7 separate regions of the Homo sapiens genome follow, and regions 2, 3, 4, 5, 6 and 7 are each linked to region 1. A link is a loop called in an ENCODE intact Hi-C map of the cell type or tissue named here. Cell type or tissue: PC-9. All regions are shown on one strand. Links, peaks and the distances in the headings refer to the core of each region. The heading gives the core; the rest is flanking DNA. Region 1 has its middle 24 kb from the start of AKR1E2. Region 2 has its middle 22 kb from the start of AKR1C1. Region 3 holds the start of AKR1C3 (aldo-keto reductase family 1 member C3). Region 4 overlaps AKR1C1 (aldo-keto reductase family 1 member C1). Region 5 overlaps NET1 (neuroepithelial cell transforming 1). Region 6 has its middle 19 kb from the start of UCN3. Region 7 overlaps NET1 (neuroepithelial cell transforming 1).

Region 1 (4,542 bases), core at 334-4,333:
TAAATTCATTAGACACCAGGTGGGGTGGCACAGTGGTGAAGGTCTGTCCCTGCAGCTGTCACAACTCAATCCCACTTAATCTAACTTAATTTCAGAGATTCTCTTCCTTTGGGTAGTCTCTAGCTAACGGTATTCTCCTTCCATTGATGGAGCTATTTCTGTCTTATTATTTTACAAGAATTAATCGCACCACAGTTTCTGTTGTTGCCCAGCATTTGTTCAGGGCCCTTTGTGCCTGCAGAATCTTCTTCACTAATGAGGGCCGTGATCTATCTTGACAAGAGAAGGAGCCTTTTTCATGCTCTTCAGCTCTTTGAGAATTTTCCACTTCCCCCTAGAGATGCTGATTTTTCTAGCCAAGAAATTGCTGTTTCCGTATCTCCTTCTGATTTAAATATACCGCCTCTGTTTAAAATCAGGGCTGGAAGTAAATTAAGCATATAATGGCTTGAACTCGTGTGACTCACCAATCCAGTCTCACAGTAATTGTTTTTCAATGATTTCCCAGGTGAAGTAATGCTGGTCACCATTGGAATAGAGTTTTGCAGGTTTAATGAGCTCTTCTGTTTCTTTCATCCAAATACTCGTCAATACTGCCAAGAAATGTTTGATTTTCCACTGGCGTCACATGGAACGGAGCTGTGTGTTCAAAGGGTCTGGCACTGTCACTGGGCCACATGCCAGTCCTGTGGGGTGGAATGTGTCCTATCTTCTCGGGAATCAACACCAAAAGTCTCACCCTCTTATTTACATAGTTTAAAAAGATTAATTCCAAGAGAAAGAGTACCTAGTTAACTGTTTCCCACATGGTATGTAATTAAAAGCCCAGCCTCTGAAGCCAGATTTCCCGAGTCAAATTCTACTTACATCACTTTACTAGCTGGGTATTTGCGGGTAATTTACTTAACTTCTCTATTCCTTGGTTATTTCATTTATAAAACAGAAATAATGGTAAATCCTACCTTTCTGTGAAGATTCAGTTAAAACCTGTAACATACTTATAGAATAGTACCTGGCACACAGAAAGCATCGAGTTAGTACTAGCTAATGTTAGGGAGGGATTGGTGTTGGAGCATGGATATAATTCTAAGTGGCAGAGGCGATACGTGACAGAAGTGCACATTAAAAATTGTAGTTTTCCTTGTTCTCCATGTGTTCAAAGTACCAGAAACCAGTTGGTGAAGACAGGCTTCCAGTCCAGCTCTAGCCTCCTAGTGAGGACTGCCAGGCTATGGAAACTGGGCCTAGAGTCACGCCCATTAGCCCTCTCTGCCCAGAGCAGAATCCAACCGGGAGTGACAATGACCACAGTATGGTGGATGTCACATCATCTAATGTTGCTAACCTAGGTCTGGATAGTTGATTTGCCCCAGTGTATGGATACGTAAAAGAATTCAGTCCTGTGAAAATATGCTGCATAACAAGAAAAAGGAACACAATGAAGACACAGGGTCTTGATCAATTTCATGATATAAAATGAAAATGTGCCCAAACCCAGCCAGAGCTGGTCGCATCACATGTCACTGTTCTGTGATCGCCTCCACATGCGTGCCTCTCCCATTTCAACTTGGGTGTTTAAGGGCAAGACCAAGTCTCCCTCATCTTTATAACTAAGGAATAACAATAAAGAAAGCTTGTTGGAGAGCTGGGGTTGAGCTTGAAGCATTGTTTTAGACACATAAAGTTTAAGGTGCATATTAGATGTCTGTGTGAAGAAAAGGAGAAATGGAAGAAAGAGAAAAGATGGAGAAATAAACGTGCTAAAATGCGAATTTTATCATTGATTAAAGTTGGGAACTAATAAATAGTGTCTAAATGCACAGTTCCAAGATTGTGCACATAGTCACCCTGCGGCACCCACAGTGAACTCATAGGAATGCCATGGGGGATTTCACCAAAGACATACAAATGGCCAATAAGCACATGAAAAGATGCTCAGATCATTAGGCAGTAAGGAATTGTAATGAAATCCACAATGAGACACCATTGAACACCCACTAAAACAGCTGTAACAACAACAGGGGCAGACCAAAACTAATGCTGGCGAGGGTGTGGAGAAACCGGAACCTCGCACATTGCTGATGCGACTGTAAGCCTGTGCACTTTGGGAAACAGTTGGCAGTTTCTCAAAACAATCAAACATAAACTGCCATCAGTCAGCGAGGCCCTGCCATCCTCCCCAAGGTCTCTTGCTCCTTGATGCCCATTTGATGCCCATCCACACCTCCCGAATCTGTTTCCAGCTTTTTAAGCCTTTGATTACCACTTATCCTTGGATTTTCCATTCAAATAAAATACGAAAGTGCCAATGAGGAGAAGCAGCTACTGAAACGAGTATCTGAGTATCTCCCAGTCTTAAAGTCAGGAGAGATGCCCACAATCATTTGACGCAGAGGGTCCCTTAAGGGCACACGTTTACACCTCCTCTGTGGACCTTGGTCTCCAGGCCCCAGAGTGGGGAAGAACTTACACAGAAGTCACATTCCCTAGAGAAAAGCAGGGAACCAAAGAAGGGGAGGGCTTGTCAGCTCCACTCAGAATGAACAGACAAGAGGGGCCGGGTTATCAATTACCATCTGAAAAGGGAACTGGGAAATACTGCTCAAGAACGAGGCTGCGTAACTTCTGTGAAACTTTTTAAGCTTTGCAGTTGCCCAGTGTTTGCCTATTTTTGCTATCCATTGTTTCCTTCCTCACTGTGATTGTACAAAGTTGAAGAGGTCTTAAAATCAAAGACAGTAAAAGGCTGCCATCTCCTGTTAAGAGCCGCAGATGCACTGGACCATTAAGTGCTTCCCAGCGCCACCTGGTGGCCAGCTTCACTCAGTTTTCATGCCGGCTGGAAGTAAATCCATGAAATGCAAATAACGTAGTGGATCCTCATTGGCCAGCTATCGTGAGACACCTGACGTATTACTGTTAACCAACTCACGCTACTGTGCAATGGAGCGCTGAGACTCATTCCTCCCAACTGCAACTGTGTCCTTGCTGACCAACCTCTCCTCATCAGCCATCCACCCCTGCCCTCCCCAGCCTCTGGTAACCACCATTCTACTCTCTACTTTTAAGGTCAATGAACAATGGTTTAAGTATAAGTGACAAGGAAAATTCACAAAATAGCAGTTAGATTTTTGACTCTGTGGGAGATAAAATACAAGTCACACACCTACACACGCATGTGTTCACAAGAGTGCTACATGCAGATGACTGTGTCACCTGCTGCATGGCACTATGCCACTGAATCCTAACACCTCTAGGTAGACAGTGACAAAGAGTTTAAAGGTTTAAAAGGTTAAGTAATTTGCACAAAGTCACACAGCTAATGAATGATAAGGAGTCACGAACATGGAAAAATTAAAGGTCCATGGTGGTGGACAGGGCCTGATCGTAGGAAGGTCAAGAGACTCTCCCATTTCCTCAGTCCTTTGTAAACAGTCTTCTGATTAAACTCTCCCTGGAAATTTGGTCAAACCATGACACCCCACCCTCAATCCTACCCCCACTAGGGCGAGGCTCCCATGAAGCTCTTGCACCAGTCATGTCTTTTCGTTTTGGTGACACCCGCAGCAAAGTCCTCTCTTGAGGCCAAGCTAGAAGGTTTCTACACATCCCTGCACATCTGGAAGGCTGGGCAGGGAGGTGGATGAGAAACTGAGGAATGAGGCAATGGCAATGATACTGGTCGCAGTAACAATGCATTCTTCCTAGAACATAACTTGGGCCAGATGCTGTCTCCACAACCGGGAGGTGCTGCAATTCCTCCACTGAGTGGACAAGGACACTGAAGGCTGGGAGGTGAGGCAGTCTGCTCAGGATCACAGAGCTAGAAAAGCACAACTTTTATCTGCAGAACCCACACCTCTGACTCAGCTGGCCTGCTTGTGATAGAGTGAAAATGGGAAGTGATGTGGAGGGGAACTGTCCCCAAACAGTCCCCTTCAGCCACTGGGCAACACCTCCATATCTTCCCTGAACCTGATGCAGAGGGAGGAGGAAATGAGAGGCTTGTTTGGAGGCTGATGTGGGGGACACAAGAAGCGGGAAGAGACCATGGAGTAGACATCAATTTCTTTCTGGCTTAACTCATTTTGAATAGGAGCCAAGGGCCTGTGAGTTGAGAAGTTATATCCCTGGAGATCCGGTATGAATCCCAGGGCACAGGAGCTAGGCCAGATTCACTGAGCAGACAGCAAAGACAGGGATCATGGCGTCTGGACCACAGGAAGTCCATTAACCCACACCCTCTACCAACGCCTGGGCGTGAACACCATGCTCTGCAGGGCCTCCTTCTGATACATGAATCTAAACAGGCTGAATGAGCAGATGTGAGAAAGTGAGCTGTATTTCATCTCCGCTATGGGGGTTCCCCAGGTATAATCTGACTTATCAGAAGACCGTATTAAAAACTAGTATTTAGGAATTAACCAGCTACTTGGGGGGCTGAGGCAGGAGGATCACTTAAGCCCAGGAGGCGGAGGTTGCAGTGAGCTGAGATCACTTGACTATACTCCAGCCTGGGTGACATAGTGAGACTCTGTCTCA
Region 2 (4,542 bases), core at 343-4,342, 91 kb before region 1:
CAGAGCCAAACCATATCATTTGGTATTCCAGAATTTCTGCCTTGCTGCTGCCACCCTCATCTCTGGGTGCTTTCTCTTAGTAATTTTTCTCCTCTGACCTCACCGTGCTCTATGGTTATAAATCCCCTCTTGTCTTAGTTGGACTCAAAGTTGAGCTTCAAGGGAACCAAAACATTTTACACTAAAATACATTTATTTGACACATTTCAAGACAGCTATTCAGAAAAGCAGGAAATATTAGAAGGGACAAAAAGCTGTCTTTAGTGGGAAATACTTGCATCTGTAGAGAAAATTTGCATTGTTACAGCTGGGCTTTCTCTGAGAATCTCCCTTGGATAGAAGAAAGATTAACTGAGAATCTGATACCTTTAAAGGTCTAAAGAAAAACATTTCTCAGCTGTTCTCTCTGAGGGCTGCTTCCTGGGAGATTTCATCTAAATAATGAAACCTCTTTTGCTAGCCAGGCTTGTTCTTCTCTCCATCCCATAACCTGTGTTGCCACTGTAAAAAATTTTGCCAAGATTTAAGTGCAATGGTGCAATCACAATGCCCTGCAGCCTTGACCTCCTGGGTTCAAGCAATCCTTCTACTTCAGCCTCCCAAGTAGCTGAGACTACAGACAGGTGCCACTACACCCAGCTAATTTTTAAAATTTTTTCTTTTTAGCAGAGATGAGTTCTCAAGGTGTTTTCCAGATTGGTCTGAGCTGAAGAGATCCTCCTGGCTCAGCCTCCCAAAGTGCTGGAATTACTGGTATGAGCCACCATGCCTGGCCATCTGGCTGTTTTTCCTGCATTCTGCCTGTAATTATTTTTTAGGGTCTTTTTCCACATGTCTCATGTTCAGAGTCTCTAAGGCACATGGTGTAGCTGAGCTGATTCACCCCTGTCCTGTATAGAGCACCATGTGGGGGAAAGTTCCTGGTCTGCTATGCCATCGCCCAGCCAAAGGAGGGCTGCCTTTCTCTGGTTTCACATTCCTGTTTTAAACAGTCATGCCCAGAATTACTTGGCTACATTGCGACCTTAATACAAAATCTAGTTTGTGAAGTCATAGAGTTTGCTTTTCATAAAACTAAAATCTCTTTGTGTTTGTCTCACATCCCATTAGGGTCCCTCTTTTAGCACCTCGCTAAGATTATTAAAATTAATTAAAATATTTTGATGAACTAGAATGTCTGCAGAAACCTCTAGCCGTTTGCAGAAACCTCTAGTCATTTTGCTGGTTCAACAGGATAACCTTTTTTCCACTAAGGAACATTAGTGTTTGTTTAGTCGTGAGGTTAATATTCCCCATTTTTCCACCTCCCCTCTCCCAGCCCAAAATGTACTAGGCTGAGTGTTAAGGACCAAAGACTAATCACTTGGCCAAAGGGTTCCTTGTATCCCCACAAGTCCTAGGTATTTTTCTCTCATTGAGAGAAGAGGGTGTGTACTGATGCCTGGACATGGGATTTTATACCTTCTTGGCATCCAAGGTTGAAAAATCAATATACAGAGAAGGTATAGAAAATTCCCTAAAAAATGATGGGTAATGCCAAGACTATGGGTTTTTCTTTCCTCCTGTTACTTGTAACAACGATATTCTAGTGTGAAACTTGAGTTCTGCATTTCTCAATTTTTCTTGACTCTCAAACTAGCTAAACACTTCATTCTTCATTCTTAAGAGATTGGCACCAAATCACTTTGTCCTGTTTGGGAAATGCAGTGTTTCTCCTTTGGGTGCATTTTTGAAGACCAAGGCAAAAAACATTAAAGTTCATTTTTATTGTCTGTGTGGGCAAAACATTTGATTTTACTGAACATGCTCCATAGTTACATGGCAGGATGTTTTGACTGGCATAAAAACTAACCAAACTTCTAAATGTGAAGTAGGTCACCGGAAGAGTACAGGACTCTTTGTGAGTTGTTTTTCTCTCCAGTCCAGTATTTTCCTAAACATGTTTCCTAAATAACATAGGGATTTCATTTGGAATAAGCAAGTCATTTAAATTTATTCATAGGTATAGGAGGGTCCAGAAATGTTAAAAGCACAAGTGGTTTCAACTGTATGCCTTTGCTTTATGCGATAGTAGAGTAAGTTGAAAATGTTTTCTACTGAAGCAAGTGACTGTTTCCCTATGATTAAATAAGAGCAGCTTCAGATGGCTGGTTTGCACTGAAGGGTGGAGCAGGCCCATTTGCTTTCACGTGTCAGAAAAGTCTGCTCTACCCCACCCCTCAATAAGGCACTCACATCCACCAGGCGTGATCCTCTAAAAGTGATTCCATAGTGTTATCTCCAACCTCCTTCTCTGGAAAATCTTGCTGACTCACAGTGACTAGGGGACTTCTATGGCATTCTAGACCTGCCAGTCACAAGCCTGGATCATTGTACCTGTTCTGAGTTGCACCGGTCTTTTACTTTAGTGCCAGGTGGTTGGAAAGTGGCCCATGAAATAGAGCTGCTCATTTTTAAATTATCCCTTTTGTTGAAGCTTTTGTTCAGGAGGCAGGAGTGGGGCCACCGGCTGTGGACCTCATGGTACACTCTTGTTTTTAAGACGTGTTATACAGGGCGAAGGAAAGCAAAATGTGCCACTCAAAATGTACTTTTTTGGCATATTTTATGTGGCTATTCAGAGGGGTCACAATTCAGAGAGGCTGCTGACACACAAATAGACCTGAAAAGCTTTCTTCTCTCGCAGAGATTTGTAAGTGCTGAGGAAATGTACATTAGTGAAGTGAACAGAGGGTAAAAGCCTTTCTCTGAGGACCCCTTTATATGCCTTATTGGATCAAGGAAAGATTAACTTCCAGGAAAAACAGACTAAGATCCTGACACTTTAAAGGTCTGACTGAGAAGCTTCTCCACAGGCCGCCACCTACCTTCTTGAGGTCAGCTTGGCGAGCCCCTGAGAGGCTCACATCTATGTGGGGACAGCCTTGGCTCACCATGTGTGCCTCTTCCACTCCCCCATTACCTGAGACTCCACCTCCCCCAGAGACCCCAAGCCCCTGTTCTCTCTGTAGCCTCAGGATGTGATGAAACCCTCTGTCATCAGGACCACCCTGGAGTCTCTTATTGGCAGGAATCTGATGTCCATGTACATATATACAAATTTGCTGTCTTTTTATATTAACCTTTCACTTGTCAGTTTGTTTTATACACTCTAATTATCAAAACTTCAGAAGAGAGAGGGAAGAAAATGCCCTTTTGTGCCTACATGGGTATCTGCATTTCCCATGCAAAGCAGAAAAGGTGAAGGAAAGTAATAAAACCCAGTCCCAGAAGTAGCAAACATGGCCCTGACAATGGCAATGAAGGAATAGTGCATGGCCTAAGATTGGTCTCCCCACGACTGAGGACCATCAGGGCCAAGTCTCTTGTCTTTCCTTCCTCCCTTCCCTTCACCCCCAACTGCACACAGCCGGACACAGGACACAGTTTGGTAAGAGCATCTGATTAGGGAGGGTAACTGGGAAACTGTACATGAGAATGTGCATGAGTGAGGGTGAATATGTTAAGAATTGAGGGGAGGAAAACCTATCCTTCTGCAAGTCTATTTACCTATCTACTACGTTTTTATATGTTAAGACTTCTGAGAGCCTGCTGTTGGGTGTGTAGTGCGATCCTCTGGAAGGAAGTTGAGGAAGACGCTGTCTGTGCCTCACTTTCTCCTTGGGCTTATGGCAGCTTTCCAGTGGAAACCTGACAGGACAAGCCTCTGTACAAGATCCCCGTGTTTGTGCTCATTGTACAGTAACTGATCAACACACAGAAATAGCGGCTGTTGAGCAGAGAAGGGATTTAATACTTGAAGGCAAACAAATGAGGAGATAGGAGGAAACTTCGAATTCACTGCCCTGAGGAGTTTTAGACAGGGGTTTCAAGGGAATTTTGGCAGGCAGGGGGCTGAGGAGCAGGGCGGGGTGCTGACTGGCCAGGGTGTGGACTATGAAAGCCTAAGGATGTGGTAACTGCATTGTGGGGCTGAGTCAGTTCCTCGGAGGGGGCTGTAGATTGGATGGCATCTGTAGAACTGTTATAATGCATGATGCAGAAAATATCTCGAGTGGAAAACGTGAGATTTCCTACTGTTTGAGATGTTATCTATGAGGTTAGGACCTTGTGATAGGGACTACATGATTCCAAAGTGTAAGAAGTTACATGGAAGTGGGCTACAGGGCAAGCTGGTTAATGTGTAACTATGCTTTCTTTCAGAGTTCGTGCTTTTGCTAAAAAACCTAGACATTTGCTTTCATTAATATGATGAAGATGTTGTCACCTCCTCCAGTGAACACACTCATTCTGAGGGACAGCTGGGTTGCAATGGCTATCAACTTGTCACAATGCTTGCATTGATGGAAAGCTTTCCTTCATCTGAATGAAAACATTCCTCCATAGTAAGCACTAGGTCATGAGAGTCTCTGGGAAACACTCAGGGTACACAAGAAATGTGTTTTGTTGTTAAAAACAAAATCCTTTACTTTGCTCAAGGGAAGGCTGCTGATCTCAGCACATATTTCAGCCTGGGCATCACCCAGCAGTTTCTCAGAACTT
Region 3 (4,542 bases), core at 146-4,145, 240 kb before region 1:
GCTTGAGCAAATCTTATTACTTTGTGCCATCTAGTATTTAGATATTTTCCTACTGCTTCAAAATTTATGACCACTGGCAAACATATTCTCTTCCTTCTCATGATTCCTTTGGCTCTGACCTATCCTTATAAACTTTATTATACGTTGGATGTATAGTTTGTACATCTACTGAATGATAGGAGTAAATTCTTAAAATGTAAAGATTAGTATTAAGTAATAACTATGATGTTACCTGAATTATCTTCAGTAGAGTTTACAACTCATTTTAACAGTCTAATTCTTCTATCCATTCAACCCAATGCTTAAGAATAGCTATTTATGTTGCTTAGAAACTAAAGCAACATAAAAGGGGGGTAAAACAAGTTTTGAACATGCTCACTATGCTGGACACAATTTAGGACAATTTAAGTGTCTATTATTTAATACTCCCAGAGCTTTCTTATATTGCTTTCTATCTCACTGATAAAGATAGCAATTGAGAGAATAATAAGAAATCTTAGAAAATCACCCAGGCGATAAGAAAAACCATAACATGATTATTGTTCTCTGTGATTCTATAGCACATGTCAAATCACACTGATCTCAGCTGAAGCTCAAAAAAGTAAAGGGACTTTCAGGTCATAAATTGGAACACAGCCAAAATGAAAAGTGATCATCATTCCTTGATTTTGATTTCAGTTTTAGTATGTGAGTATGTGTGAATAAATTTGAACCCAGAAGCAAAATTCACCCACAACTACTCATCCAGTCATAGAATTGTCATCTCCACACAATCACAATAAATACATGTGCACACAAGCTCATCATAGACACAGTACCTTTGAAGTGTAGAATATGTCTTCTCTCTTCACACTGCCATCTGCAATCTTGCTTCGGATGGCCAGTCCAACCTGCTCCTCATTATTGTATAAATGAGCAGAATCTATATGGCGGAACCCAGCTTCTATTGCTAATTTTGTGACCTCCAAAGCTTTACTTCTCGGAACCTGGAGGAGCAACCAAAGGTAGTATCTGGTGATCACTGTGGCTGAGAGGTAGTTCAGGCACAAGCATTGACTTTTATACAAGAATCAGCTTTTCCTCCTGTCTGTATGTGGGGTGAAAAGTCCATCTCAGTTTGCCTGAGTCTTTCCTGGTTAGTAATAAAGGTTGAGCATCCCAGAAACACCTTCAGTCTCAGGCAATCTCTGGTTGATCACTGTTATGGAGGTACCAAATAACACCCTCAGATTCAGTGATTTGTTGGAAAAGTTAACATGACTGAAATAGTCCTAATTATTTTTAATATAGTGATATTATACATGGTAAAAATCACATGGAGTATAGAAGGGAAACGGTGCAAGCTCATATGAGTTCTCTCCCAGTGATATTACACAGAATGCTCACTCAGACTTCCTCCAACATCGTATTTGGGAAATGCTGTCTACAAGAGATGTTCTTTGGTGTCTCAGTTCTTGAGATTTTGACTGGATGCTAGTTACATCGACCCAACTAGGGTTCACTTGGGAAATAAAGCATCTGTGAATAGTAGTCTATTAAGTCTTTTCTGCATAGTCATTCTGGCTACACAACAGAACTGAACACTAGGGGTAAAGATGTATACTCTGAGGATATCGATTTGTACATTAAAAATTCACTGAAATCTGTTAAGAATTTACTAAGGTACAGTTCTGCCATAAAAAATAAGGCTATCTCTTTCAGGAAAGACAGAATTCCAGTGAAATTTAAAATTACTGACTTATTGACCAAATTTGGATAAAGATTTGAAAGGTATTTTTTAATGACAAAAATATAAATAAACTGTTTTCATTTTTACATGTATTTAAAGAAGCTTTCTTGTTTCGTTGAAATTACAAGGAACTAGATAACGGTCTCCCCGCCATCTCCTGAGAACAGTCTTTTTTTTTTTTTTTAAATCTTTTTTGAGAGCAGTCTTTAAGTGTGCCAACACTCAAAGGTTTACCAAGGCTGGAGCTTCAGTTGTGTCGTTATTTTCATTTCCTGCCCATGCCAATTTATATTAAAAATTAAACCACTTTTGTCACTGGTCTAGAAAATGTATCCTTGTAGATCATCACAACTTATCGATAAAGTGAGAGACTCAAATTTCAATAATTAGTTCCTATTCACACACTTAGTAGCCTGAGGACAGTCTTGGAATACAAGTTCTATCTAGAAAATGAGGTCTCCATTTTGTTCATTTTTGTGTCAGAAGACCACTCCTACCACTTTGATACAAATATGATGCATACAAAAAAGGACTAAGAATTTAGACTTTCCTTTGTTAGGTTCTAGATTTTACTTAAAATGAGGTGGTATTTTTTTCTTTCAGGAAGTTCTTTTTAAAAGTGAAATAGTACAGTGGAAACTCTAGTCCAGGTCCGGTAATACTGGGTGGCACTCACTGCCGCCCATCAGAACAGTGATACTCTGCCGACAGTTTTGTGCACACCATATCCAGTAATTTTTGCTATAAGTATTTCTCTGGATCGTATGTTCTTGGAAGATGGAAAGATTTCTTCAGTTGTAGAAACAGAGAAATCACTCCTATTGCAATTAATCTCCACCAGAGGGAGATGACCAACAGTGTTCTTCAATACTGAGTTTTACATATTCTGCCAAGCTGGGAACTAGACATGAACAGAAGAAAGAAACAGTGCACAAACGAAAAATAAGCAGTACGTGACCATAGGAATGGACCTCAATGCAGAACAAGGATTGCCTACTTTTTTCTCCTAGCCTAGGAAACCTAGACCAGTGAGTCATCCAGAGTAAGGTAGGAACACGAACCTTACAACCCAATACGGGTTTCACTTCTACTAGGTTTATTCTTTTGAAATCCGAAAACTAAAAGGAATTATTCTTACCTCTGGAGGTGCATAGGTGCCAAATCCCAATACAGGCATGAAGTGGCCATCATTTAGCTTTACACACTGGTGTTTGGAATCCATTCCCTGTCACTTGTCTGACTAGCAAATGTTTGCTGCTGCTTCTCCTCAGAGATTACAAAAACAATGGGCAGGAAACCCCTCCCCCCACCCCTGCAAACTGACTGATGGTTAACCAATGGCATGTAGGAGGAGGTACATAGGCAGTCTTATATGGTCTGTGGAGAAAATTGCATTCAGTTCATTTGTTTCTTATCAAAGAGAATTCCTAAGTAAATTATTATAATATATGGTTATAATAAACTCATTAATTTCTATCTAAAGTATTATTTTCTATTCTAAATCTCTATATTAAATTATTCAAAAGGATTTGTAGAACAAATAGCAACCATATGTTAGACTATAAAAACCTCCAGCTACAAATATCTTTTTTCGTTTCTGCCGTGATAATGCCCCTTCTTTATACTGCATCATTTGAAATAATTAACCATCTTACGTCTTTCTCTCACATACACATAATTTAAAGGAATGACTAATGAGAATTTTTCAAATAGTTGGTCCTCAATAAAAAATTAAAGTTAAAACTGTAAAAATATTTGCCTTTTTACATTTTCAATCAGAAAATTTATTTTGATTTTTCTTTCTTTGCGTTGTAAGAGAAATATTCATTTCTGAAGAAGATGCAGTCCTGATAAAGCTGTAATCCTGATGAGGGTGCAAATAAAAAGAAATTCTGGTGTAGTTTTTATTGGAGTGTTAATTATTAACAGTTTTTGGAGTTTGGACATCATTTAATATATGCAAGCAGTGCCTTAATAGTATTTGTTCTTCAACCAGGTTTATTACAGACTATCAAGAAGTAACTAGCCAAAAAACTGATAACCATTTTATATAATCTGTCATCTTGTTAAACATTATTTGTAAGGAAAAACTGGAAATTAATTACATATAAATGGATGAATAATTCTCATGTGGGATAGTTTTCACTTGTTCCTTCCTTTGGAGGGCAGATTAGAACATGATGAATGTAGTTTGCACAATACATTATCAACATCTTGGAGTTGTCAGAACTTGCAATGCCCTGATTTCGTTCTATTTACTTTTCCTCAAATAATAACCAAAAAGTAAGTTGAGAAATAAGTTAATTATTATACATTGATACAATATAATATAAAATCATTGAAAGCTTTTACAGAGTGATTTCAGCAATATGGTGGATCAAAAGGCCCCTACTTGTCTCATGGACGCGTCAAGAAGTGATCTGAAATTGACTAAAATAAACTTATTTATTTATGGGGGTGCTGAGTAGAAATGTAGTATGATGCCAAGGGCAAGAGATTAGGGGAAGAGACGTGCAATAGTCCGTCTAACCCATTGAGGGGAAGCTGGGGTGTGAATTTTTGAAATAGTAAGCTATTCAAAAGCCAGTAGGTATTTGGGGGAACTACTAATGGGCACACACAGTCCAGGCAGATACAAGTTCAGAAAATTGCTGACAAGGCCTTAGGGTTTTATGTTGGGCTTATGCTAAGACTAAGAACATACCAAGCATATTAGTTGATAATCGTCATGACACAGAACAAATCTATATAGAGTTAGAAAAATGTCTATATTTTGAAATGCTCAAATAAAATAATAAGGTATATAAAGAAAC
Region 4 (4,542 bases), core at 161-4,160, 130 kb before region 1:
TAGAACTGTTCCCAGGAAGGAGAAAATGCCTGCATGAGCTCAGCTATTACCACTGCGTATCACATCCTGGCCAATCAGAGGTCTTGAGTCGGTCCGCATGACAAGTTCACCGCTCACATAACCAGTGTTCAAGAAAGCCAGCACACTGAGCCTACCTACATCCAAGGCATCTCCGAGTCTACGTTGCTCCCCGCTACCTCAATCAGAGCTGGTGCTGGTGTCCACTGCTGGGAGACTTGACGACAGGTCACATCACTGGATCCTTTGCAAACAAATCCAGCACCAGCCTGGAGTCTGGGAGCCCACTGGGCGGCTAGGCCCAGAAGAGCAGTAGCAATCACTGTAGTCCAGCTCTCTCGAAGTCCCATTTTGAGGGTAGGGAAAAGAGTACCACATAAGGGAACACCAGTGGGACAGAAAAACCTGAATGGCAGCCCTTGAATCCCAGGTCTTTCCACTGTTGGGAAATTTCTTGCAGCAGACAAACAACTGCAGAGCTGGGTGCAGTAGGAAAAGCCTGCCCCTCTGCCCCAACAGGCAGGCAGCTTCTGTGACTGAGAAAGGTCCTGGAGAAGCAGTCCTTGTTCCCCGCTGGTGCACCACTGTAGACACAGCTGGGGCTTATCCCACAGGAGCGCAGAGTGGATGCACCTATAGAGAGCCTTCCTGGAACAATTCATGATGATTGCACCCCCACAGGAGAAGCACTCTCCAGGTGAATGCCATCAGCCTCCTCTCCTTTCTTGGTCCTGGCCAAGAGCTACAATGAGCAGCGTATCAGAGAGAACGTGCAGGTGAGGAGCGGGGCTGTGGGCCTCAGGGCTCCTGCATAGTGTCCTTCAAACATGTGCTTCTTGTAAGGTTCTGAGGACACCCTTGGGCCATCTCCTTTTCCCTGGCATATTCTATGCACAAATGCTTTGTGTTCATCATAAGGGTTTTCCACTTTACCACAGGAAAGACAGCATGGGTGGAGAGAATTAGGATGGGACCCAAACAAGAGATTTGGGTTTCAGCATTGAGTTGACAATTTACCTTGTATCCCTCTGCCAGGGACATCTCCTTTTCTTCATTTTCATAAACAAGGAGTTTAATTAGGTGTTCTTTAGTCTCCAAATCATTGTGAATTTCTTTCTTTTCCATATATACTCACATAGTATATACTTCTTATATTTATTCTCTTAGAGTTTTATCTTTGTGAAGCGCTTGTTAACTCTCTGACTCTTTTATTGGGTTGTTTGTCCTGTTTTTATGCATAGGAGATCATGATTATACTAATACTTTGGGATATAAAGCAAACCCTCTTAACATACAGGCTTTAATACGAAGCCATTTATTTAACTCATATTCCATGTTTAGAAAATTGGCCTGGGCTCCGCCTGAATGTTGCCCAGTCCTTCTGTTCCTGGCTGCGCTCTCATGTGTGTGCAGGGCAGTGAGGCAGCTCTGCTTCAGGATGTCCATGGGGCATCTGTCTGGGTGCCTCCATCTCCTCCGTGCAGTTCTTCATCCTCCAGCCATCCAGCCCAGGCTTCACCTCAGCACAAGTCTCCCAGCAGTGGATACCAGCACCAGCTCTGATTGAGGTGGCAGGGGAGTGACGTAGACTCTGAGACTCCCTGGCTGTAGATAGGCTTAGTGTGCTGGCTTTCTTGAATGCTGGTTATGCGAGCGGTGAACTTGTCATGCGGACCGACTCAAGACCTCTGACTGGTCAGGGTGTGGTACGCAGTGGTAACAGCTGAGCTCATGCAGGCATTTTCTCCTTCCTGGGAACAGTTCTATTTATTCTTCCTTGAGGTGCTGTGTGGACTGTGCTGGTTGGTCTCCAGCTAGGAGGTGGCACTTGCAAAAGAGCACCAGCTGTGGTGGTAGCAGTGGGATTTGAGCTTGCCCTAAGTTGCCCAGGGAAAGTGGTTTCTCAGGCAATGGGGGAAGAGGGGCTATGAAGCTCCTAAAAGTGTATCTTTGTGTTAAGCTACCAGGATGGGTGGATGGGTACCACCAGTGGGTCCAGGGTTAGGTGGGTCTGCACTCTAACTGTCCTTGGATAAGGCAGGCTGCAGCCCCTGTGAGCGCCAAGGGGTGGTTCTCAGGCTGCTGGGGTAATGTTCCAGAGGAGAGTTTAATTGCCTCTGCTGCACAGAAGAGTTCAAAAAAGGGAGTGGGAAGTAGTGGGCCGCTTACAGCTTGCAGTGAGTTCTCAGACAATTGTAGCTGGGCTGTCCAGGGAGGGGGGTGGGGCGCAGCTCTTCTAAGAAGGTCCCCCCAGCATCCCTCCGCCAAGTACTTATTGAAGGGGCTTGTTAAGCCACAAACATCCACTAGATGGCTTTATGAGGTCAGGTCGTGAGACACCTGTGGCCTTGTAAAAGCACTCAAACCGCATTCTCAGGAGACCGTTTTCAGCATTCCTTATCACAGCACACACACCACTCCCTGTCCTGTTTTCAAGGTCAAGGAGTTTCATTCTCAGCACAAATAACATACACACACTGCCTCAGTATTTTTCCATGCCCCGACCTCAAATGCCTGTACGTAATGTTGAATAGCTTGCCGTGCGCCCCCCACAGTGAGCCTCACCCAGCACCTATGCAGTTGGCAAGGCTATTTTCATTCCTTTCATTCATGCAGTGCTCTGCTAACAGTGCCAGGTTTACATCCAGGCAGTCTGCGCACAGAACTCTGACCAGCCTCAGATCATCAGCTTACACGCTGAGATAATAACCATGGCTTTCAGGCCACATCCCTCCCGGTCTGCCCACAAGGCTGGACACCCAGCTTCTGTGCTCATATCTGCCATGCACTTCCAGCTCTCCCCTGTGGATTCTGCTCAAGGCACTTGTCCGCACAGGATCAAAGCCTTCTCTTGTGGCCTGAATTTCCAGATCCCCAGTGGGGATGTATGCTCTGGAGTGAACTCTCTCCCCTCAGAATCTGGGGATGTGATGGTTTTTTCTTATTTCATGGAGTAGGATTGTGCCTGAGACTTCTTCAGAGTGTATGTGAAATTTTTTCATATATCTGTTAAGTCTCTGCATTGGTTCTTGAAAAGAAATTCACAATGTAAATCTCTACACACTAATCTCCAAGTGGGAGAGGCATGCTCACACTGCCTCCCATCTGCCATCTGGTACTTTTCTCCATTTTCTTAGTTCTTGATGAGATCTCATAGTTGACATCTGTTACCTTTTGCTGCCCCTGTACTTGTTTTGTCATTTTGTGATATCTCTGATTTCTTTGAGTAGTTTTTAAAATTATTTCTTGTAGAGATCTTTCCCCTCCCTGGCTAACTATATTACAACATATGATGTTCATTTACTATTCTAACAATCCTAGGGTCCTTAAGATTTAATCTATATCTACTCTGTAAGTGTTCTATAAATAAAGCAAGAAAGCCTAGATATTTAAGCCACATCTCCTTAAATAATGGTTTACTGAATATTTTAAGCCCACTGTTAAGACTTACTGCTCAGCAAAAGAAAAAGTTCTTTGAAATTAGAACTGCCTATCGACAAGGTACCTAATCAACCAAGAACTCTCTTACAGAGGTTGAAAGAGATTACTGTTCTTTCCATGCCTGCTAACACAACATGCATTCTGTTTCCCATGGATCATAGAGTAATTTTGATGTTCTTGTTTTATGGTTCAGGAAATACATTTCATAAGTCTACAGCTACCATGGTGACTTGTCTGAAGAACCTGGGAAAAGAAAATTGAAAATCTTCTGAAAAAGATTTACTATTCTAGATGCCATTAAAAACATTCATGATTCGTGACAGGAGGGCAAAACATTTACTTGAACAGGAGTTTGAAAGAAGTGAATTCAACCCTCCTGGATGACTTGGAGGAATGCAAGATTTCAGTGGAGAAAGTAATTGCAGATGTGGTGGAAATAGCAAGACAACTAGAATTCAAATTGGAGCTTGCAAGTTACTGAATGCTTGCAATCTCATGATGTAATTTTAACAAAGGAGAAGTGTTTCTTATGGATGAGCAAGAAAAGTGGTTTGGTGAAATGGATTTCATTTCTTAGGAAACCGTTGTAAACACTGTTGGAAAGGCAGCGAAGGATTCAGAATATTACAGAAGCATAGTTGATAAGGCCATGACAGTGTTTGAGAGAATTCTCTCTAATGCTATCATGTCCCCACCATGACACAGTTGCCTAACAAAGCCATTCTCAGAAGATAGCCCAGGCATTATGCAACACATGACTGTCATTGGTGACAGGGAAGGAGTCACTTGTGCCATTTTCAATGTTTTCCTACCAGGTTTATAGCTTTCTATCCTTTATATCCACTGTTACCATTTTGTGAGGTGGCGTGATTTTTTTTTAATGACATTTGGATTCCCTTCTCATTTCCTCTTGCGTATATTCATAATTATTCTCTTTGTGATTGCTGTGGTGATGATGAAAAACTTTATAAAGTTATAACAATTTACTTTAAATCAATATGAATTTAACTTCAGTTTCATCTAAAACCATCCACTTCCCCAGGTTTTCTCCACTTCACATAGTTTTGGTCAGTAATTACAGCT
Region 5 (4,542 bases), core at 305-4,304, 580 kb before region 1:
TTTTAACTTCTAGGAAAACGGAAAACTGAGATCCTAAATTTGAAGTTTCAGAAAAAGAACATACTTTAAAACATTTCTTTAGAAGTGTTCTAGTTTGTGTTATAATCACTAACTATCAGAGTTAAAGAAATTAAGTCACAAAAATATGCTCAGTATACTCATGCCAGTGTTATTTCACATTAACAAAGTCAACAGTCACTTTTGACTCTTCCTATCAAAATAAAAAGGAAAGATTGTAGTTGCTAACATACACAGCTGAGAAACACATTTGGAAAACTAATACTGTGTTCTTTTAAAAATGAATAATTGTATATATAATACAGAAGTAAGTCAGCCTAGTAAGACAAGGCTGAAATTTTACCTAGAGAAAAATTTGATAAACAATCACAGCTTCAAGACAAAATAGCTAATGATCCATAACATGAAAATTCAATTGACATCAGAATTAAATTCTTCATATAAGATATCCAAAGTCCAAATACGTAATACAATGATCATGTTATATGCTTATGTAAGTCCAAGGTCTTATGTCATTCATTTGACCTGTATTATTAATATTTCATTCATTAATTCAATATTTACGGAGTATCTATTTTATCTATCTATCTATCTATCTGTCTGTCTGTCTATCTATCTATCTATCTATCTATCTATCTATCTATCTATCTATCTATCTATCTATCTCAGGCACGGAGGCATATAAAGTAGAATGGCTCCTAGCAACAGGCATCAAATAATTGTACTAACAGATTATGTTTAGCTTATTACATAAAAACTGTTGTATTTAGATGTAAGTCCAAGCAAAAATCAGGGGGAGGGAGGAATAACTTTAAGAATGTCACATTCTAGTTTTTAACTCTAGCTATACATGAGAATCACCTGGTATCTTTAAAAAATAAAAAGAAAAATCAAATGTTCCTAGGTCCCAATGTCACTTATCCTCATTTCCTCCCCTATTCCTCCATTCATATATGGAATTGGTCTGGAATAGGTCCCGTAGCACACTTCTCCTGCTACACAAGCCACCCTCAGGTGACTCTGATCTGCAGCCAGGGTTGAGTATCTCTGTTTTAGCCAATCATTATTTTCAAAGTATAAATACAGCTTAATGCTACTGGGATCATCAGAACTTCAAGCCTTTTGTTTGATTCACTATTTGTACTGAGCAGGCTTTTCTATAGCTCTGAAAAAGTAAAAGTTAACTCTGTAGAAAACTCACAGCAATGCAAATAAATTTTGTAGGTAGAGATGCAGATGAGGATATTAATATTTTATATATAATTTGGTAATCTCAGTCCACCATTCTTTCCTTCAGTGACTAGTGTATGTCAGTGTTTCCTAGTCCTTTGATCAGCTTTTCTATAATGTTGGTTAACTCATTAATAAGTTAATTCTTTGACAGGTCTTTACTTTTAAAGAAAAAAAAAAACAGAGCAACTAGCATAACCAAAAAAAAAAAAAAAGAAAACCCACAAATAAAATCCACAACAAAGAGAAAGATTCCCCTTAAACCTCAAAATATGAGCAGAGTGACAAACCAGACAGTTATGAGGCCCACAAAGTATCAGCATTTGTGTATGATGAGGCAGAGGGAAGGCACGGGGTTTTTCTGATGGCCCTGGGAACAGGAGAATCCCTTCAACCTCCCCTGAAGCCTCAATGGCATACTAGTCTCAGAATAGCAGCCTCATCTGGGAAAGGCTCTGAAGGATCTTGTTCTCAGGCTGAGAACAAGAACAATGCCATGCAAATAGGTGTTAGAGCAGTCTGGGCCATGTAAACTCTTGAAACTGATACTTCTTTTAGAAAAACTCCTAGGAGTAGACTCCAGACTGAGAAGAACAGGGCAACAGAAGCAAAGACAAGAAAAGTTCCAGATAAAAGAGAAAGGGAGCAGAAAAGATCTCAGAAAGGATGAAACCATACTTTGAAAAATCACCTTGTGAACACAACACAAGAGGGAGCTCTAGAGTTATGAAGCTGAAAAGGCTATCCTGGCCTATTCCTCTCACCATACAGGAAACTTACTGCACTGAAAAATGAGCGACAGAAGTATTAAGAATTCCACTTAAAACTATTATAAGGAAACACAGACTGGAGTAGAATCATGTCTCTACAGCGTGAAGTAAATTAAGAAAATTACAGAAGCTCTGAAGAAACATAAGACTCAGAAATTAGGTGACTGGAGAAGGAATTGAAATGAGAGGTGATAGAACTAAGAATTAAAAATAAAAAAAATTATTTCAGAATGAAAAGTACAATGCTTAATGCATTAGGGAAAAAAGGAGGATGGCTTTAAAAATAAAAAGATAAAAAGTTTTGAGAAAAAGTAATAAATAGAAAAGATTTTAAAAGATGAAGATCCAAGATAATATAAAGGGTACAGAGGGGAAACAAAATACAATAAATACCAAAAGGTATAATTCAAGAAAAAAAAAGTTCCTAAAACAAAAGATGACCTGAAACTACACATTTATTATGACTTTGAAAAGACATAGTTTATGCCAGAACACAATGGAGTAAAATATTAAATATACTCAATGAAAGAAAAGGTGAGCCATGGGTTTCATATCCGTCCAAATGAACCTTCAAGTATAAAGGTTGCAAACAAACTGAAAAGAACATGCAACATGCAAGTACTTGGGGAATACCATGAACACTGCCTGAGAATCTACTCAACTCCAGGGCAGGGGTCAGCAAACTTTTTCTGTGAAGGGCCAGAGAGTCAATACTTTTGGCTTTACAGGTCCTATGGTTCCTGTCACAACTGCTCAGCCCAGATACTGCAGTGTTTACGAAGGCAGCTATAAACAAAACATAGAGAGATCAGTCACATATGGCTTGTGGGTCATGGTTGCTGACCCCTGTACTAGAGAATGAGCTTCAGAAACCAAAACAAACAAACAAAAAAACTAGAAAGGACTCAACATGAGGACTGGTGCTGAGAATTAAATATATATTTACCAGTAGAACTAAGACTACCTGATGGTTATCAGGGTCTACAGTATAGCTCGTAATGGCTAAAAGCTCTGACAAACTATTTTTAAAAATGGGAGGAAAGTGGTGAATGTACATGAAAAGTAAAATAAGCTCACTTACTGCCTTAAATGCATTAACTACAAGTCAAGCAATAGTATTTCAAATCAGAAGAGAAAGAGGGTAGGGAGAAGTGCTAGTTAACTAAATGCTCATAGGAATTAACCCATTTATAGTAGCCCAAAAGGTATTACATAAGGTATCAGTATAAAGAACCATTAGAACAAAAACACAAACCTACCTAAATATCAAAAGATATACCAAAGCAAAGAGCAAACATACAAACAAAACATTAAGAAAGACAGTAGGCTACATACAGTTCATCCAAGAAAGTGGAATACTATATATATATAGTTGCTTATATATTTTAAAAGTGGAAGGATAAACCATAAAATTAAAAAAAAAAAAGATTTCATCTGAAAGAGTGAGTAGGGTAGAAGAGTCAGGAATATGAACAAGAATCCTCTGTAGAATGACTTCAAAATTCTACATAATTCTGTCACACAATTATAAGATAAATTTAAAAAGCAGTAATTCTTAAACAATAAAATTTTTTTTAAAAACCAAATGAGCTGTTGGTGTAATTACACACAGAAGTGAGTGTAATAATTTAAAAACACAGTAATTTGACTGTACATCCCTACTATGTTATAACCTATAGGTTTAAACAAAGCTGAAAAATGCAAGAAAACATAAAACGTTTTCAGTAATCAATAATAATGCAAGCTGTTGTCTTTGAACTGTAGTATAAATCAAATGCATAATTAAATCAATGTCTCTGGACTTTTGGTGAAGTTGAAGGAACTCTACATAGTAAGACTGATAAGATTAAGTTAAATCCCTTTATCTTTGAATCTGAAATTTCAATATAAATTCATATTTTGTTTTGTTTTTCTAAAATTATATTTATCTCCTAGCTCTATTCATTAAAAAGTCCTATCAACAATGACCAATCCAGTAGAAGGGAGTATTCCCAATGCCCAGATTTTAGCCTCTACCATTTCCCAAAGCAACCAGACTCCTTTTAGAAATGACTGATTCCAGGCATAGAGCAAAAAAATAGGACCTGCAATAATTTGTCATCCTAGAAGACAAGGAGGCTATTAAGCCACTAGATGTGAGATAAAGGTCATGTCAAAAGGACACAGGAACCATCCTGAAACAGCATCCAACAGCCAAAGACAGATATGTGAGGCATCAGTAAGAATAACTGAAATGAGGCCAGGCGTGGTGGCTCATGCCTGTAATCCCAGCACTTTGGGAGGCCGAGGTAGGAGCACTGCTTGAGACTAGGAATTTGAGGCCTTCCTGGCCAACATAGTGAGACCCTGTCTTTTCTACAAAACAAAATTTAAAAAAAACTGAATCCATGTAAAACAAGTATTTATATGCATGAGTTCATAATACTAAGGAGAAAAAAAAATCATTACTTACTTTCAGAGAATGCTAATGAATAGAATTCGTTATTGTTGAAAACTGACAAAGGAAAAGAATCAAGCACTTGTT
Region 6 (4,542 bases), core at 372-4,371, 530 kb before region 1:
TTTTGTCTTCCTGACCCAACCGACCCACTACTCTCCGACTGAACCTTCTGAAGCACAGCTTGGATTACCCTGCTCCTTCGCTCAAAGCTTTAATGATTCCCCATCGCCTGAACCTAAGGCCCAAACTCCTGTGTGTGGCACGCAGAGACTGTCCCAGCAAGCTCTGACTCAAACTTCTCTTCCATTCTTCACTGTCATTGTGTGCGTTCCATTCCAACCAGACTTGCCCCCGTTTCCCAGCATATCCTTTTTCCTCCATGATCATGTGATGTGTGGGGGCCACGGCCATTGGTCCCCTCAAGGTTTGCTGGAAAATCACTGGCATGAGGCAGATTGATTAACAGGAGAAAATGCAAACAAATTTGTTTAATGTGTATATACGGGAGCCTTCAGGATGAAGACTCAACTGTTACCGGAAAGGGGTCCTGATCCAGACCTCAAGAGAAGGTTCTTGGATCTCGCATAAAAAACAATTCAGGGTAAGTCCACAGGGCAAAGCAAAAGCAAGTTTATTAAGAAAGTAAAGTGGTGAAAGAGCGGCTACTCCATAGACAGAGGAGGATGGTCCCGAAAGTAAGAGGAGGAACCTGTCTACCCTAGGTATAATACTTGTTTATATATAATATTAAATCATCATGGGAGATATGCTCTGCTACAAGGATTTGTGATAAAGGATTAATTTTCTAATTACTATATTTTGCAAAAATTGATATTATTATCATTAAAGGAAAATTAGGAATGCTTCTGTTCTCAAGATATCGGGATATCAGGACACTCCTAAGTCTGCCTCTATTTAGTAAACATTAATTATCTGTTTCCTTGACCATAAACATCTAGAGACTACGAATATCTAACTTTCTGGGAATGCAGCCCAGCAAGTCCCAGCCTCATTTTCTAGCCCTCACTCAAGATGGAGTCGCTCTGGTTTGAACACCTCTGACACAACTTTCCAAAGAGGTACAGGAACTTATGTCCTATCTTGAGGCCACAGTAAAGAGGGCAGACTCGGAGCAGGGCCAGAAACAGGTTATGTTGGTCAATGAAGTTGAGTGGCAAGACTGTTGATGAGAGGGAGAGAGGAAGAGGCTTGGCTAGCACAGGTGGCCTTGTTATGTAGATGAAGTCTCCCTCAGAGAGAATAGATAGTAAATGCTTCTTTTAGACTTTCAAGGGTCAGAATCCCAACCTCTCCTGGATCTGGGTAAGATAAAGGAAGTGGGGTGGGGTTATGGCTGCATTCATAGAGATCCTCTACAGATGCAAAATTTCCCCCCAAAAGCCCCAACTTTGCAAGGCCACTTCCATTTGCTGGCCTAGTGGCAGTCATTTTAAAAAAAAATGTTAAATGGCTGGATGCAGTGTTTCACACCTGTAATCCCAGCACTTTGGGAGGCCGAGGCGGGTGGATCATGAGGTCAGGAGTTCAAGACCAGCCTGGCCAAGATGGTGAGACCCCTCCGTCTCTACTAAAAATACAAAAAAATTAGCCGGGCATGGTAGTGGGCATCTGTAATCCCAGCGACTTGGGAGGCTGAGGCAGGATAATTGCTTGAACCCAGGAGACGGAGGTTGCAGTGAGCCAAGGTCATGCCACTGCACTCCAGCCTAGGCGACAGAGCAAGACTCCGTTTCAAAAAAAAAAAAAAAAGTTAAATATTTTGGGGTAAAATATTTTAATTTCCTGCAGATGTAATTCCTACTTTAGAGCCCAGTTCTATTGTTACCTGCTCCATGAAACTTCCAGAATCTTCCTCCTTGTGTCCTCTCTGAGCTCCCAGAGCACCTGTCTGCTCCACCCCAGGGTTTATGGACAGTGGAGACACACCATGAAATGTCTCACTGCATTGAAAATTTGTAGTAAGTACTCACTGATGAAAAAAATGTTTAATGTGTATGTCCTACGTAGTGCCTTACATTTTTATTAGGCTTTTACTAAGTATTTAACATTTATTGGCCAGGTGCAGTGGCTCATGCCTATAATCCCAGCATTTTGGGAGGCCAAGGAGAGAGGATCACTTGATCCCAGGAATTCGAGACCAGCCTGGGCAACATAGTGAGACCCTGTCTCTGCTTAAAAAAAAAAAAAAAATTAGCCAGGCGTGGCATGCAACTTTGGTCCCAACTATTTGGGAGGATGAGGTGGGAGGACCACACGAGCCCAGGATGTTGAGGCTGCAGTGAGCCGTGATTGCACCACTGTGCTACAGCCTGAGCAACAAAACAAGACTGTCTCAAAGAAATAAAGTAAAATAAAATAAAATTTATTCTTCAACGTACATGTGTTGTTTCTCTGTTCAGCCACTGGAGGGCACTAGTGAAGTCCTTAAATAACTGATCCACTGTTGAGATGAGTTTTTCATGCTCTAGAGGTTGTGTGTGTGTGTGTGTGTGTGTGTGTGTGTGTGTGTGTGTGTGTGTGTGTGTGTGTACATGAGTACTGACGCATCGAGAAAAATACTATTTATAGATTTTCTTTTGTTTTTAAAAGTTAATAATCTACTAAAGATAATAACCACAGTCTTTCTTAAGGTTTTGCATTCAGCTTGTGAATCTTATTATTCATAAGCCTAGAAAATTTGTATAATCACTTTTAAAGGGAATACACATGAATTTTGGGTCTCTTTTACAGTCTTAGATAAATGCTCTTAAATATTTTAGGTTGCCTATAAATTTAATATATTCTATTTTCTTTTGAGGGTTTTGACAAACTTTCCCAAGTACTGTAAATAATTCTTTAAAAATCTAATAAATTAAACTATACCTATGGTAATTAAGTACTCTTCACTGTTCTAAAGCTGTCTACAAGTGATTAAGATTTGTACTTAAGATCACAAGTGTAAATTTATTGACAACATTTACACTTCTAAAATTGGAATTACATGGCTGACTACGATTGTATTAGGCCAAACACTCTTAAATATTATAAACGCTGTATTTGAAATGCCAAGTTGGCACAGCTTCCTTATCACAGCAGCTTCAGTACATCCTTATTTAATGGATTCACTTACAATTATTTATTGAGCACCCATCACGTGCTCGTCACAGTTCCAGACATGGGGGACACAGCATTGAACAAAACAGAAGAAACCCCAGTCCTCATGGAGTTTATGTTGTAGTGAAAGACAATAAACACTATAAGGTAGTAAATTATACCACAGGTTAAAAGATGGCAGGTGCTCTTGGGGAAAAGTAGAGGACACTAAGAGGGAATGGATTGCAGCTTCAAAAAAGTGGGCATTGTAGCCTCCAAAGAAAGCAGCTTTGACAAGGACTTCAAGGGAGTGACAAGGGAGGCAGCAGATATTTGAGGAGAGAACATTACTAGTAAGAGGAACTATTAGAGGAGTTCAAACCAGACCGACTCCATCCTGAGTGAGCGCTAGGAAAATGAGGCTGGGACTTGCTGGGCTGACTCCCAGAAAGTTGGGTATTCCTGGCCTCAAGATGTTTATGGTTAAGGGAACAGATTGATAACATTTACTAAACAGACTCAGACTTGGGAGTGTCCTGATGTCCTGATATCTTGAGAACAGAAGCATGCCTAAGTTTGCTTTAAATATAATAATATTGATTCTTGCAAAAAATAGTAATTAAGAAAATTAATCCTTTATCACAAACCCTTGTAGCAGGGGACATCCCCCCAATCTTCTTTTGTCCTATATATAAACTAGCATTGTACCTAGGGGGGACAGGTTCCTCCTCTTACTTTCGGGACCATCCTACTCTGTCTATGGAGTAGTTGCTCTTTCAATTCCTTTGCTTTGGCCCTTGGACTTGCCCTGGGTTCTTTTCTGCATGAGATCCAAGAACTCTCTATTGGGGTCTGAATCAGGATCCCTTTCTGGTAACAGAACCAGCAATGAAGATTTAGAAGGGGGAGCCACGGAGGGAGAAGGAAAGCAGTGGAGTGTCCTGGAAGCCCAGTTGGAAAAAAGTCTATCCAGGAGGAGGTCATGGTCGTGGTCCCATGTGTTACAGGATACTCCTAAGTCATGTGAGTGAGGGCTGGGGCTTGGGTGCTGGATTTAGGCTGACCTTGAAGAGAGGGTTCAGTGGAATGATAGGGATGCAAGCCGGATTAATGGGGGTTGAATGGAGAGAGAAAGAAGAGAGTATAGAGAAATTGTCAGAGCGTTGCTGTAAAAGAAGGCAGAGTAACGTGCTACTCTCTGGAAGAGGCGATAAGTCAAGAGTTGTTGGCTGGGTGCGGTGGCTCACACCTGTCATCCCAGCACTTTGGGAGGTGGATGCGTGAAGATTGCTTGAGCCCAGGAGTTTGAGACCAGCCTGAGCAACATAGTGGGACCCTGTCTCCATTTTTATTTTTTAAAAAGTATTGTTTCTAGCATTGGAGAAAGAAAAATGGGTTTGCTTGCTAGTGTGAATGATGCAGAGGGGGAGGTGGCATCAAAGATGTGGGAGGAAGACAGAAAGGTTGTTGGATCCATGTCTTAAGTGGGTGAGAGGGGATGGGAACTTAGAGTGTGACACAGAGGTTGTCCCTACACAGATGCACGGACAATTCAACTAACTCAATAGGAA
Region 7 (4,542 bases), core at 347-4,346, 600 kb before region 1:
ACCATGTATTAGGAATTGTTGCTCAAACACAAAAATCCAAGTTAATTTTGCCATCGGCATCAATTTGCTGTTCTTTTGGGAAAACATGTACACTGAGTGCCAGCATACCTCCTGCCGTCTGATCTCCCTGGTGGTGAGAGACTCCTTCATGGTGATGTCCAGCATCTCTGACCACAGTGCACTGCTCCTTCTCTTGGCGGGTGTTGGGACTGTTGACCTGCTAGAAAACTTCTGGGCAGAGGCTGGGGATCTGTGGTCACCACGAAGGGTAAATGACTTAAAAAAGAAAAGGTGAACAAAAGAGAAAATAAGATTTGGAAGAAATAGAATTATTCCCATTTTCTTTTTTTTTAAAGTGAAGAAAGACAAAGTTCTGAGAATTTCTCAATGCAGAAAACAATAATTTATCCAAGTTTCCACCTACCAATCTTAAATATTTATCAGCTAAAATTACATTTTTGGGAATAAAAACTAGCCAAGACTATGCATTATAAGATGCAAATTAATATAAGATGCAAATTAATATAATGAGGCTACACATTGTTCTGGAACAATATTCCTTACTAGCATATTCCAAAAAGAAAACTATGTTTAAATATAATAATGCAAACTTGTTTGTACAGCTCAAAGACAACTACAAATTCCAGGCTTCTATAAAGTCCGCTGACTACATTACTCTTCCTCCTCTCTTTTTACCTGTATTGTTTGACCAAAACGTCTGACAGCTCCATTTCTTACAGGAGAGATTAAATTTGCCAAGGACGTGACACGAGCCAGAGGTCGAACTCTTTTATTGCTTGGCTCCTATAAAAACAAACCAGATGACACTAAATATATGTCTAGGTGCAATGATTTCATACAAACTTGGACAAAGTAAAGCCCTCTCACAAAACAATTTTTGTACATTATAAAATACAGAAACATGAAAGTAAGAGTTGTTCTTCATTGTCAAAACAATAAGAACTCTATTGAGTAGCAGTAACTTTTCAAAAAATAAGTGTGTAAGAAAGGCCAGTCAAATATTTCCAATAGGGGAAAAAATTAAAATTCAAACAAGGAAATTACATCCTAAAATCTAATGAACTTTTCAGTTTAATGCAGGGAATAACTTTTTTTTTTTTTAAAAAAAAGCCTTATTGTTATGAAAATTTTCGAACATACATGAAAGTGGAGAATGGCATAATGGATCCCATGTGTCTATCGAGGGGCCTCCACAGTGTCTGGTATAACAATTTGTTTCATTTTTGTCCCTACTTAAATGTTTTAAAGCAAATCTCAGACATTGTATCATTTCATTCTTAACTACTTCCGTTAGAAAATACAACCTTTCAATCAACATGTCTGACACTGGAATGGGCTGAAAAATATTGAAGCCAAGGCAGGGAGGAGTTAAAAGAGCACCCAGGCTCTGAAATCTGACTGGGCACAAATCCCGGCTCTACCACTTGCTAGGGCACACCCTTGGCATCAGTTTTCTCATCTATAAAATGGGGCTAAAAGTAGCACTTCTCTTATGAAGTTGTTGTGAAGATTAAATGAATAATATGGCTTGAAACAGTGCCTGGCACATACTCAGTTTGAGCTATTACTAACAGATTTTAGGAATATTTCCATTTACTACATAAACACTGGGATTCATAGATAAATTAGATCCTCTCTCAAACAGTAATTTATTAACTTAAAGGAAAGATATATACAAATCGAGAAGAAATAGTTATGATTCTACATGTTATTGCTTTTAAATAATAATATAGCAAACACATCACTTATTCAAGGATTTTGAAACTTTACAAAAATTGCATTATTCTAATTTTATCGCTAGAAAAATGGAGGCATACCAGTAGGTGACTCACACAGTTACTGAAATGAAGAATGCCAGATCATAAAACTAGCAGGTCTATTCTTTATGTCTATGGAGCATAACTATTTGTATTTTGTGCTTCTGACAATTGTGGCATACTTGACAAAATAATTTTGATGAGAATCCAGGAGGATATATAATTTAAAATTATATTAAAATTATCACTGAAAAATAAGACATCATTTAAAAATAACAGAAGAAGCAACTTTTTCTAAAAATTCTTTGACATGACTAAAGTAATATAAAAAGGAAGGGGTGTAGAAAATGAGTAAAAATAATGCCTTTAAACAACTGAAGACTATATTGACCATTTTTGGTTTGGGTAAAAAAAAATTTTTTTTAATTAATTATTTAAGAATAAACTGATAGGAAAAGTTAACATTATTTGGAAAGAAATGTAAATAATTTGAATATCCAAAGAAACAATTAGACTCATTAAAGCTCCTAAATGTATACATATGTATCAGAAAGGAATGTGAACTATTAAGGAAACTTGGTAGATAATGAAAGAATTTGGAAATCTGAAGGCTTTAAGAGGCAGAGTTGTAGATCAACCCCTCATACCAAATAATCAACTCCAAAGTAAAACTTTGAATATAAACTAACTGCAAAAGAAACCTTCGCGATATGTAATAAGATGGCACACGCTGTGCTTCTGAGGACATGTGTGGATGCCTCCCCCACGTACATCTGTGCTGACTGACTGACACACGCGTGTGCAGGGGCCAGCACAGGCATTCCTTTCCATTTAGTAAAGACAGCACAAAGAGTCTCCTGTTGGACTGAAGATAGAATTACCTCACAGAGTAAGAAATGCCGACATTTCACTGGAACAAAGCAGTTGTCAGAAAGTTCTGTTCCGCTTTTTGGGAACAGAGGTTAACTCCTCTTCCTTGTTTCATGCATAACAAATTTGACTTCCCAGAAAATATAATATTTAATTTCAACTTAAAAGGTCTTTGGAAAGGTGCTTTTCCCAGTGAATATGAAAGGAAAATTTTGTTAGCAGGAAATAAATTTTTGATATCTATTTTATCACATAAAATCAAATTAATGATAAAAATTTATTATCTTTATAGGACCAGTTACTGTACAACTACTAACTTCCTGGTAACTCAAAATTATGTGATATTTTAAAACTACAGAATTTAGATTTAGATAAGTGAATGTAAATATATCTAAAGCATACTTCTGAAACGAACACGGGTTTTGTTGATGTGGTCTCTTTAGGGTGGCAGCATATTATGCCAAGTGGTATTTGGTGGTTAAATATGTTCCACAGTCCTTTAAAAATCCAACTATAATCCCACTTCTCCACAAAGGAAATGCTGCTTTTCAGAGTTTATCAAATCTAGGATGTCTTGGGAAGTATGATGCTTACTCAGGAAATACAGGTTGGGAGAGGGAGAGAAAGGAGGAGGGCACTTTGCACTTTTTCACATGCTTTTGGGGATGATGGTGGATAACTTTCCTGCCTCACTCAAAGGACATACATGAAGAATGTTTGGCAAATACAAAACAAACTTTTAGTATATATATTTTAAAAGTATGAACAATTTTAATGACTAAAATAACGAAAAGTGTGATTATGAAATGTAAAGGTATAATGCTGCTACTAATTTCAGGATACATATACTATTTGAAAACAGACTCATACATGAAACTTCTGTGGAAAAGTGACATGGTTTAGGCATTCACAGGCCACCTAAAAGATTGGGACAAAAATTTGTGTCTTTCGGAATACACGTCAGAAATTGGCCCATGTGAGCCGAAACCAAAAGTAGTTTTCTTTAGAGGTCCACATGAACTATCTTAATAATCTTGATTTGACTATTAAGAACCTAAATATTTGCAGTCACAAAACAGATTCCTAATACAATATTTAGATAGGCCAGACACAGCATTTGGAGGTGATGAAGGGGGAGTGGAACAGGCGCTTTCTATCTCACCACCACCAAATGGAAGGCACCCATAGTTCCACTGCTAGGATTGTTTATTTTTTACTTTGGAGTCCTGGAAACACGTTATGGCAAATTCAAGAAGCTTAAAGAACAGATACGAATACTGGAACCTTACTCTCCTCAAAAAAAAAAAAAAAAATCCAAAAATCCATGGGAATAAACAAAAAAATGCCAACAAGCTTTACATGCTCAATGAATTTTCTGCTGCAGGGAACCTTTCACCAGGGCTAAAGTTCACTTGGAGGGAAAAAAAGTCCAACACTCTCTAACATAAGTTTATGTTGTCAATTTAGGTTAATTTTTAATCAGACTAGGTTAGCCAGGCAGTCACATACATTATTATAGGCAATCTGTCCACAGATCAGGGTATTAATTAATGTTAGTAATCCACTTGTAGTTAGATTTTATGCCTTAAAAATTTCTCGACATCTATAAACAGAAAATTGTTGAGAATAAGTTAAAGTATTTTTCAGGTTATGCCTTACAGCTAACTGCAACGACATGGAAAAATCCTGTTGAGAAGTCAGCATTCTGTAGAAAGGCTTTTTCTTCTAATGATGCCAGTTAGAGAACATATTTTAGGAGGGTCTCTTCTATAACCAATCATATCAAGACACTGAATAAAAAAAATAGTATGCACCTGGGTCTATTCCTTTGGGTTATAATAGTTAAATAATCTTCTCTTAAAATCTTTAGCAAAACTTTAAAATCAAAAGAAAA

The links. Peaks named below come from ENCODE experiments on the same cell type or tissue, not always from the same donor. Only the 100,000 strongest peaks of a DNase experiment are listed, where the experiment ranks them.
Region 2: a loop joins it to region 1, with 7 times the contacts of the local background. A loop is called at or near these places in 19 of 110 quality-filtered maps.
Region 3: a loop joins it to region 1, with 24 times the contacts of the local background. A loop is called at or near these places in 89 of 110 quality-filtered maps.
Region 4: it touches region 1 in a loop (20-fold over the local background); 46 of 110 quality-filtered maps call a loop at or near these places.
Region 5: a loop joins it to region 1, with 26 times the contacts of the local background. A loop is called at or near these places in 63 of 110 quality-filtered maps.
Region 6: a loop joins it to region 1, with 13 times the contacts of the local background. A loop is called at or near these places in 68 of 110 quality-filtered maps.
Region 7: it touches region 1 in a loop (3-fold over the local background); 60 of 110 quality-filtered maps call a loop at or near these places.

The regions. Positions count from the first base shown.
Region 1 is chr10:4,848,095-4,852,636 of GRCh38, reverse strand. It overlaps a transcript of AKR1E2 not described here. Among named protein-coding and RNA genes, the nearest start is that of AKR1E2, 24 kb to the right of the region's middle. RefSeq lists an enhancer at 2,646-2,940. In PC-9, for the core only: a CTCF peak has its summit at 2,801 (motif pointing left); a DNase peak (open chromatin) is centred at 2,816; H3K27ac peaks cover 2,023 bases.
Region 2 is chr10:4,939,466-4,944,007 of GRCh38, reverse strand. No RefSeq gene overlaps it. Among named protein-coding and RNA genes, the nearest start is that of AKR1C1, 22 kb to the left of the region's middle. RefSeq lists a cis regulatory region at 1,979-2,550. In PC-9, for the core only: no CTCF peak of the experiment used is centred there; DNase peaks (open chromatin) are centred at 997, 2,297 and 4,037; H3K4me3 peaks cover 669 bases; H3K27ac peaks cover 4,000 bases.
Region 3 is chr10:5,092,854-5,097,395 of GRCh38, reverse strand. It overlaps AKR1C3 (aldo-keto reductase family 1 member C3), which reads right to left and starts at 2,982. Exons shown (of 9, transcript NM_003739.6): 1 at 2,868-2,982; 2 at 819-986. The coding sequence starts at 2,951. It overlaps LOC124900291 (U8 small nucleolar RNA), which reads left to right and starts at 3,853; the gene lies at 3,853-3,988. RefSeq lists an enhancer at 2,845-3,139. In PC-9, for the core only: CTCF peaks have their summits at 2,355 and 2,561 (motif pointing right); DNase peaks (open chromatin) are centred at 2,635 and 3,025; H3K4me3 peaks cover 3,731 bases; H3K27ac peaks cover 3,872 bases.
Region 4 is chr10:4,980,059-4,984,600 of GRCh38, reverse strand. AKR1C1 (aldo-keto reductase family 1 member C1) reads right to left here. Exons shown (of 9, transcript NM_001353.6): 9 at 1,318-4,542. Among named protein-coding and RNA genes, the nearest start is that of AKR1C1, 19 kb to the right of the region's middle. In PC-9, for the core only: a CTCF peak has its summit at 2,313 (motif pointing right); a DNase peak (open chromatin) is centred at 2,410; H3K27ac peaks cover 2,467 bases.
Region 5 is chr10:5,431,617-5,436,158 of GRCh38, reverse strand. The region is part of intron 3 of NET1 (neuroepithelial cell transforming 1); the gene reads right to left. Among named protein-coding and RNA genes, the nearest start is that of NET1, 21 kb to the right of the region's middle. In PC-9, for the core only: CTCF peaks have their summits at 1,737 and 1,955 (motif pointing right); no DNase peak of the experiment used is centred there; H3K27ac peaks cover 1,664 bases.
Region 6 is chr10:5,381,969-5,386,510 of GRCh38, reverse strand. No RefSeq gene overlaps it. Among named protein-coding and RNA genes, the nearest start is that of UCN3, 19 kb to the right of the region's middle. RefSeq lists an enhancer at 824-1,442. In PC-9, for the core only: CTCF peaks have their summits at 2,100 and 2,305 (motif pointing right); a DNase peak (open chromatin) is centred at 2,310.
Region 7 is chr10:5,448,092-5,452,633 of GRCh38, reverse strand. It overlaps NET1 (neuroepithelial cell transforming 1), which reads right to left. Exons shown (of 12, transcript NM_001047160.3): 4 at 697-804; 5 at 109-276. Among named protein-coding and RNA genes, the nearest start is that of NET1, 38 kb to the right of the region's middle. In PC-9, for the core only: a CTCF peak has its summit at 2,625; a DNase peak (open chromatin) is centred at 2,663; H3K4me3 peaks cover 3,145 bases; H3K27ac peaks cover 3,582 bases.